2 separate regions of the Homo sapiens genome follow, and region 2 is linked to region 1. Evidence: read pairs that join two places in POLR2A ChIA-PET (ENCODE). Cell type or tissue: OCI-LY7. All regions are shown on one strand. Links, peaks and the distances in the headings refer to the core of each region. The heading gives the core; the rest is flanking DNA.

Region 1 (4,398 bases), core at 221-4,220:
TTTCTTTTACCTTGATTTAGAGGGAAAAAAAATTGTCTGTGTGTAGATACATATGTATGTATACATGTATTTATTTTGCTTTATTCCATTTTGTAATTTCAAAGCTGCCTCGAATGGTCTTTGCAAGGAAGTGATGTAGGGTGTGAATTTCATAGGAAAATTGGGGTTTCAACAGGCCTTTTTTCTATGTTGCCCCGGCTGGAGTGCAGTGGCTATTCACAGGTGCAATTATGGCATGCTGCAGCCTCAAACTGCTGGGCTCAAGTAATTCTCCTGCCTTAGCCTCCTGAGTATAGTAGCTGGGACTATAGGCACATGCTACTGGCTCAGCAACAACAGGCCTTCTTATTTGCAACCAACTCGAGTTTTTTGTACCCGAGACATACCCCTCATAGCTGCAGGAAATCTTTGCTCTATGTATAGTTTCTCTAAAGCGTGAAGCAGATTGATGAGTTAAATAGAAACTCACCAGTGTTTCTGATGGAGTAGAGGCGAGCGTTTCTTCTCCCTGGCCAATATTTGATTTTTGATTGGCCTTGTACTTTATCTGGCTCATTTAGGAATGCTTCTGAATATGCAGAGCAAAATTACTGAGTTGCTCTTTATCCTTTCGTTGACTGTCAGACCTACATTTTTCCTCAGATTGCATTATTTGATGCTTACATTGCATTTTTTTTTTCTTTTGAGATGGAGTTTTGCTCTTTTTTCCCAGGCTGGAGTGCAATGGCGTGATCTTGGCTCACTGCAAACTCCGCCTCCCGTGTTCAAGCGATTCTCCTGCCTCAGCCTCCCAAGTGGCTGGGATTACAGGTGTGCACCACCATGCCCAGCTAATTTTGTATTTTTAGTAGAAATGGGGTTTCCCGGTGTTGGTCAGGCTGGTCTTAAACTCCTGACCTCATGTGATCCACCCGCCTCTGTCTCCCAAAGTGCTGGGATTACAGGCGTGAGCCACGACTCTTGGCCATGTGCAGTTTGAATGGTAGAAAAGTAATTTCTCCAAAGAGCAGAATTTTGGATCTCTTGAAAACGTGTCTTTTTTTTTTTTTTCCTGTAGTGCCCTCCCCACCTCTTAGGTGGCTATCTTCTTGTCATTCAGGTCTCAGAGCTTAAATTATAGCACCTCCCAAGCCACCACTCCATCAGAGGAGCTACCATGCCCTTCTGTACATCACCTTGTTAAATTTTTCACATAGTGAGCATTTAGTATATTTTTATTGTTTACACATTTGATGTTTTTCCTGTCTTCCTCCCCTAGAAAGTGGTCTCCTCGACAACACGCAGTGCTAGCTGCCGCAGCCTTAGTGCTTGTGCCCAAAGCACAGTCACAGCTGCTCAGTAAAGAATTTTTGAATAATTGTGTAAGTGATTTTTTCAGGTTATGAAGGCATTCTGCATAGACTGAAAGCTCTCTGATTGAAGGTTAAAATATTAGTTTGAGTGAATAAATAGGTGACTTGCTCCGTTGGATACTTCTGCCTGTTCTGGAATTTCATATAAATGCAGTCATAGTGCATGTACTCTTTAGCACTTTTTTCACTCAGCATAATCATTTTGAGACTCATCCAAGTTATAGTACATATGAATAGGTTTTGCTTTTCGTTTTTATTGTGGAGTAACATTTAAGTAAATGGGTAAGAATATACCCCAGTTTATCATTTTACCTCATGAGTCATGCCAGATTTCTTATGCTCACTATTTACATAGTTTTTCTTTTCCCATCCTTATGCCTTTATCCTGTGTCTTTATATTTAAGATATATCTCGTTTAGATAGTGCATAATTGGGTCTTGCTTTATCCTGTCTGGCAGTCTGCTCCTCCTAATTAGGTTGCTTCCTTTTTTTTTTTTTTTTTTTTTTTGAGAGACGTAGTCTCGCTCTGTTGCCGAGGCTGAGTGCAATGGCATGATCTTGGCTCACTGCAACCTACACAATTCTCCTGCCTCAGCCTCCCGAGTAGCTGAGACTACAGGTATGTGCCACCACGCCCGGCTAATTTTTTGTATTTTTTTCAGTAGAGATGGGGTTTCACCATGTTAGCTAGGATGGTCTTGATCTCCTGACCTCGTGGTCTGCCTGCCTCGGCTTCCCACAGTGCTGGAATTACAGGCATGAGCCACCGCGCCCGGCCTCTCCTTTTATATTTAACGTAATTGTTGAGGTAGTTGGGTTTAAGTCTACCTTCGTGCTCCTTGTTTTCCATTTGTACCGTCTGGCTTTTGTTCTTTTCTTGTTCCTTTACTTACTTTCTTTCTTTTTTTTTTTTTTAGATGGAGTTTTGTTCTAGTCACCTAGGCTGGAGTGCAATGGTGCAATCTCGGCTCACTGCAACCTCCGCCTCCCGGGTTCAAGCGATTCTTGTGTCTCAGCTTCCCGAGAAGCTGGGATTACAGGCGCCCATCACCACGCCCAGCTACTTTTTCATTTTCAGTAGAGACAGGGTTTCACCATGTTGGCCAGGCTGGTCTTGAACTCCTGACCTCAGGAGATTTGCCTGCCTCGGCCTCCCAAAGTGCTGGAATTACAGGCTGAGTCACCACGCCTGGTCTCCTTTACTTTCTTTGGGGTTAATCTCATCGCGTTTTAGGTTTCCATGTTTATGTTCTCTATTTATCTCGTTTAGATAGTGCATAATTGGGTCTCATTTGTTTCTTAGCAAAGCTGCCCTAATGGTTTGTGGTATGTGAGTGTAGATGCATGGACAGCTCAGGGTGTTTACTAGGGCCCTTCTACTTGGTGGGATGCAGCCTGGGCCTAGATCTTTAGGTCTTGATGGGGAAAGTTACTTCTGACCACTTGTTTGTTCAGCGTTCTTTTCTTTTTCCTCCTGATCTGTTTCTTGTGGGAAGCTCAAGTGTTCAAAAAGCCCATTTTCCAGTTAAATAGGCTGTTGCTTTGTTACTTATCTTCATTAGTCTTAGGATTATGATATATATCTGGAGGAATGTATATTATTGTTTAATTGTTACTGTTACCTGAATGCCCTGGATAAGTACAAGCCAACTCCAGCTAATAAGCTTAATGTTTTCTCAAAGTTGAGTTGATTGTAAGCATCTCCCGTGGAAATCTTGTTAATGGTAGTTTACATGCTCCCTCACCGTAATTCTGAGCTTGCATGCTGGTGGCTCTAAAGCCCTGGAGATAAGTGGCTTTTGTGGAGAGCCAGGCTGCAGAAAAAGGAGGATGAAGTCTTTGGGATGTGGGGAGCAGGAATATGGATTATTCAGAGACATCCTTCTCTGCTCTCCACTGCCCTTCCAGCCTACACCTAGGGGACAGAATCTCAGAGAATTGTTTCCAACGTATTATTCATGTCTTGCATTTGCTCAGCCAGATGTTGCCTTTCTAGGGCAGTGATTTTGGGACTCCATTTTCTTATTCAAAAGAGGATTTTCCTTTTAAGCTTCATTCTACTTCCACAGAGCTATTTTTAGAAGAAGATAAACTAAGCAATCTTTTCTGTGTTTGCTCTTTTTTAGTCGAGCAAAAGATGTGATAATACCAGCAAAGCCACCTGTCAGCTTTTTCTCCTTGAGGTCTCCAGTCCTTGACCTCTTCCAGGGGCAGCTGGATTATGCAGAGTACGTTCGACGGGATTCAGAGGTGGTACTGCTCTTCTTCTATGCCCCTTGGTGTGGACAGTCCATCGCTGCCAGGGCAGAAATTGAGCAAGCAGCAAGTCGGCTTTCAGATCAGGTAATGCTCACATTCAGCTTAAGAATCAAATGACTGTCAGTCCTATATGTAGGGCAGGATGTCCCCACAGAGACACCTTGCCCAACGGGCAGACTTTGCCAAGGTGAACTCCAGGAGTCGTTTCTAAGTTACAGAGCTTTCTATAAAGCAACAGAAAGGATTTCCAATTGTGGCGATTGTACTCCAAGGCAAGTGTGGGAGCAGATTCTGAATCTCATAACACAAGCCAATGCTTATCCTGGGGTGCCATACTGTTTGGTTTCAGCATTGAAAAAGGTAGAGGGACTGAAAATCCTAGTTCTTGCATATCCATTTGATACTTGCTAGTTAGGTATTTTAGGTAAGAAAATGTATGTATGATATGACTGCATTGTAACAAGGCCGACCTTTTTAATATATGGACCAGAACTATATTCAGCAGATAAGGAATGCCACCTTTGGGCTAGGTAAGAAAGATATATAGGCAAATAAGTCACCTGTTATGGCAGTGGTTTTCAGCCCAGTGGACCCCAGTTGTGCTTTAGAAAATAAGTATTTTATGATGTCCCTTTTTCTTCCTAAAAAGGAATTCATAGATGATAAAGTTTTCCTATACATGTAATTTCAAAATAATCTAATGCACGGATTGTAACATAGAGGTGAGGGGGGAAGAAAGTAATTTGTAACTAAATGATATATATTTTAGTATGTAAGTGCACAGTCA
Region 2 (4,398 bases), core at 327-4,326, 130 kb before region 1:
GAACCTGGGAGGCGGAGCCTGCAGTGAGCCGAGATTGCGCCACAGCACTCCAGCCTGGGCGACAGAGTGAGACTCCGTCTCAAAAAAAAAAAAAAAAAAAAAAGAGATCGAGACCATCCTGGCCAATATAGTGAAACCCCATCTCTACTAAAAATACAAAAATTAGCTGAGTGTGGTGGCGTGCGCCTGTAATCCCAGCTACTTGGGAGGCTGAGGCAGGAGAATCACTTGAACCCGGGAGGCAGAGGTTGCAGTGAGCTGAGATCGTGCCACTGCACTCCAGCCTGTTAACAGTCTTTAAAAAAAAAAAATGAAATTTGCTAGATGCAGTGGCACAAACCTGTAGTCCCAGCTACTCCTGAGTTGGCAAGATCACCTGAGCCTAGGAGTTGGAGGCTGCAGTGGGTTATGGTTACACGTGTGAATTGCCACTGCACTCTAGCCTGGGCAACATAGTGAGATGCTGTCTTTTTTTTTTTTTTTTTAAGTGAAATTCTTGTTACTGTCAATCTTTCCTTCAAATTGTTTCTGAAGGCTTTGTGCACCCACATTACTTGCAAGAAATATTTTCGTATGTTTTCTGCTAGGAATAAGAGACTGCCTATAACAAGTAAAATTCCTTTAGCTGATGGGTGTACTTTTTGAATTATTTGGAATATGATCCTTCTGTTAAATATTAGGCCAGGCCAGGCACAGTGGCTCACGCCTGTAATCCTGGCACTTTGGGAGGCCAAGGTGGGTGGATCACCTGAGGTCAGGAGTTCAAGACCAGCCTGGCCAACAGGGTGAAACACCGTCTCTACTAAAAATACTAAAATAAGCCAGGCATGGTAGTGCAAGCCTGTAATCCCAGCTACTTGGGAGGCTGAAGCAAGAGAATCGTTTGAACCCGGGAGGTGGAGGTTGCAGTGAGCCAAGATGGCACCACTGCACTCCAGCCTGCGCAATGGCAGTGAGACTCCATCTCAAAAAAAAAAAAAAAAAAAAAAAGGCCAAAAATTTCCTCTATCTGCAATGAGTCACATTTAATGTTTGTTAGCTGCACATTTTCTTAACATCCCATTGCCCACATTTGATCCCTTAACATTTGCCTTCAATGGAAATGATGATCATCAAACAGTAATATTAGTTTACATGTTTAAAGCATTTTCACTAAAAGTTCTGTTCTCTGGTTTGAGCTTAGTCAGGAGTCAAGCTACTGGTAATAACTCAACTGGTAAAAATAATTCAGAGGGCATAATGGAAAAAAAAACCATATTTAACTTGTTTTGTACCTTGTATATTTAGTTTGAAATTTTTAATGAGGATTTCCTCCCACTTAACTGGGCACAGTACTCCCAAAGGACTTTGTATTTGCTTATCAACTACACAAGTTCCACATTTCCAAATACAAGAAAATAATTTGAACGTTTCCACATGGAGATAAATAGGTGATGGATATCCCAATTACCCTGATTTGATTGGTACACATTGTATGAATGTGTCAATTATCACATGTACCCTGAAAATCTGTACCTCTATTATGAATTAATTTTTTAAAACTACAGAAGTTACTTAAAAGCAGTCGGTATCACTATCTTTGTTAATTCCCTGGCAAATACATCAGGTTTTAGGATAAAAAATAAATCTTCAAGATTTAGATTCTTAGGAGTATGATTTGTAAAGAAGTTCCGGAAGACAGATGTTGTATGACAAAGGAGAGGATTTTTTATTAAGGTAAAATTTGCATACAGTAAGAAGTACAGATCTTAAGTTTACAATGAGTTTGTCAAGTGTATACAACTGTGTAAACACCCCATCAACATGCAGAACACATCACCCCAGAAAGCTCTCCTGCTACTTTCCAACCAATCCCCTCTTGCCAAGGCATTCACTGTTTTGCCATCTATTATAACAGTTTTGTCTGTTTTTGAACTCTGCATAAATGGAATCACATAGCTTGAACTCAACTTTGTCATCTTTGGCACATTACGTTTCAGAGATTATGTTGTGTGTATCAGCAGCTCATTTTTTTTTTTTTTTTTTGCTAATACTCCATTTTATGAATATTCTCTAATTCAAATGATCTATCCTTGAAGGGAGATTTGATTTTGCTTTCCAATTAGCATTCTTTGACAGGTTAGTTGCAAATGCAAATACCTTTCTTCTGAATTTCTCTAATGCAAGGAAGTAAAACCAGAGAGAAAAGTCTCACCTCTTCTTCATCTACTTTTATAAAACTTAACAAGGATAAACAGATAATGTAGTGATCCTAATAGGTAGTGAAATAACATGAGCTCCCTTATCTCCCTTTCCAATCTTAAAGAGGGTCTTCCCTGTATTGCCTGTGAGGTACCATTTCTTTCCTTTCCTTTCCAGTCTCGCTCTGTCGCCTAGGCTGGAGTGCAGTGGTGGGATCTTGGCTCACTGCAACCTCCACCTCCCAGGTTCAAACAATTCTCTTGCCTCAGCCTCCCGAGTAGCTGGGATGACAGGCATGTGCCACCATGCCCAGCTAATTTTTGTATTTTTTTTTAGTAGAGACAGGGTTTTGCCATGTTGGCCAGGCTGGTCTCTAACTCCTGACCTCAGGTGATCCACCGGCCTTGGCCTCAAAAGTGCTGTGATTACAGGCATGAGCCACTGCGCCTGGCCTGAGGTGCCATTTCTAAATGATGTGCCAATTCTAAAACTGGATTGTCCCTGTGACTTTCATGTTGCTAGGGCTAACTTGCAGAACTAACCTGACTTGCACCTCTACTAAATAACTGTTTTAAACTTCAGGGCTAAGTCCTTTTCTTTTTCTTTTTTGGTAGATTTATTCAATTCTGTGCATGAATAACTCCTCTAAGTCCTTTTCTTTTTCTTTTTTGGTAGATTTATTCAATTCTGTGCATGAATAACTTCTCTAAGTCCTTTTATAGATCCCTGATTGATGACGTAGCATAATACTTTATAGCATAGTAGCTATTTAAAACTTTCCTGCCAGGCACGGTGGCTCACCCCTGTAATCACAGCACTTTGGGAGGCCGAGGCAGGTGGATCGCCTGAGGTTGGGAGTTCTAGACCAGCCTGGTCAGCAAAGTGAAACTCCGTCTCTACTAAAAATACAAAAATTAGCCAGGCATGGTGGCACTTGCCTGTAATCCCAGCTACTCGGAGGCTGAGGTAGGAGAATTGCTTGACCCCAGGAGGCAGAGGTTGCAGTGAGCTGAGATCGCGCCACTGCACTCCAGCCTGGGCAACAGAGAGAGGCTCCATCTCAAAAAAAAAAAAAAAAAACTTTCCTAGTTTGAACAAAGATGCACTTTGAGTTGTCATAACATTTACCAGTTATATACTGGTACTGGTTAAAAGAACACAGTCCTGCAAGTTGTCAGCTGGTTCGCGTCAATGATAAAAAGAGACTAATGGCATCCCTTTCAGCAAAGGGCAGGAGAAGAGAACTAACCTTGTGCTATTTAACCTATTTTTTTTAAATGTAGAAATCACTTCTAAGAGTGGCCTTAATATTCCATTCCTGGCCGGGCGCGGTGGCTCACGCCTGTAATCCCAGCACTTTGGGAGGCCGAGGCGGGTGGATCACAAGGTGAGGAGATCGAGACCATCCTGGCTAACACGGTGAAACCCCGTCTCTACTAAATATACGAAAAAAAAAAAATTAGCCGAGCATAGTGGCGGGCACCTGTATTCCCAGCTACTTGGGAGGTTGAGGCAGGAGAATGGCGTGAACCCAGCAGGCAGAGCTTGCAGTGAGCCGAGACTGCGCCACTGCGCTCCAGCCTGGGCGACAGAGTGAGACTCCGTCTCAAAAAAAAAAAAAAAAAGCCTGTTTGTTAATCATGTATTAAGTGGGGTTGGTGTACACTATGATACCTAGCAGCAAAATGGTGTACTTGTGATACCCACATAGATTGTATGAGGACAAAGAGTTAAAAATAAACAGCAAACCTAAGTTAATAAAGTCAGGTTTTCTACAGAAAACCTCTTTACATTTCTTTCTCTGGCAATATCATATTTCTCTTGTTTCTCTTCCCCAGCCTTCCACCCCCTCGCCCCCAAATCAGAATCAAATATCAGTTTCTTTACTGATTGGCTATTTCTTCCCTGCTTGAATGCAGTTAAGCTCTTTTGGCCCCTAAGATGAACAATTTCATTTTCCAATCCATTTAATAATGATTGTATTATTTTCAGCAAAGGGAAGAAGAGAACTAACCTTGTGCTATCATGAACATGACAGACACTGTGAAGATAGATTCTCTTAAATCCGAGGGAACCAGCTTCATTTAACAGATGAAGACATTGAGGCTTGGGAGATTAAGCCACCTTGCCCAAGGCTAAACAATTAGTAAATCATGGAGTTGGGATTCAGACTGATCTTTCTGACCCAAAACACCATGTCCTTTGTACCTTCCTTAA

The links. Peaks named below come from ENCODE experiments on the same cell type or tissue, not always from the same donor. Only the 100,000 strongest peaks of a DNase experiment are listed, where the experiment ranks them.
Region 2: POLR2A ChIA-PET joins it to region 1 with 5 read pairs; 12 of 35 experiments call an interaction of 5 or more read pairs at or near these places.

The regions. Positions count from the first base shown.
Region 1 is chr16:11,735,314-11,739,711 of GRCh38, reverse strand. It overlaps TXNDC11 (thioredoxin domain containing 11), which reads left to right. Exons shown (of 12, transcript NM_015914.7): 2 at 3,479-3,695. Among named protein-coding and RNA genes, the nearest start is that of TXNDC11, 5.3 kb to the left of the region's middle. In OCI-LY7, for the core only: no CTCF peak of the experiment used is centred there; no DNase peak of the experiment used is centred there; H3K4me3 peaks cover 305 bases; H3K27ac peaks cover 1,653 bases.
Region 2 is chr16:11,862,791-11,867,188 of GRCh38, reverse strand. No RefSeq gene overlaps it. Among named protein-coding and RNA genes, the nearest start is that of RSL1D1, 13 kb to the right of the region's middle. In OCI-LY7, for the core only: no CTCF peak of the experiment used is centred there; no DNase peak of the experiment used is centred there.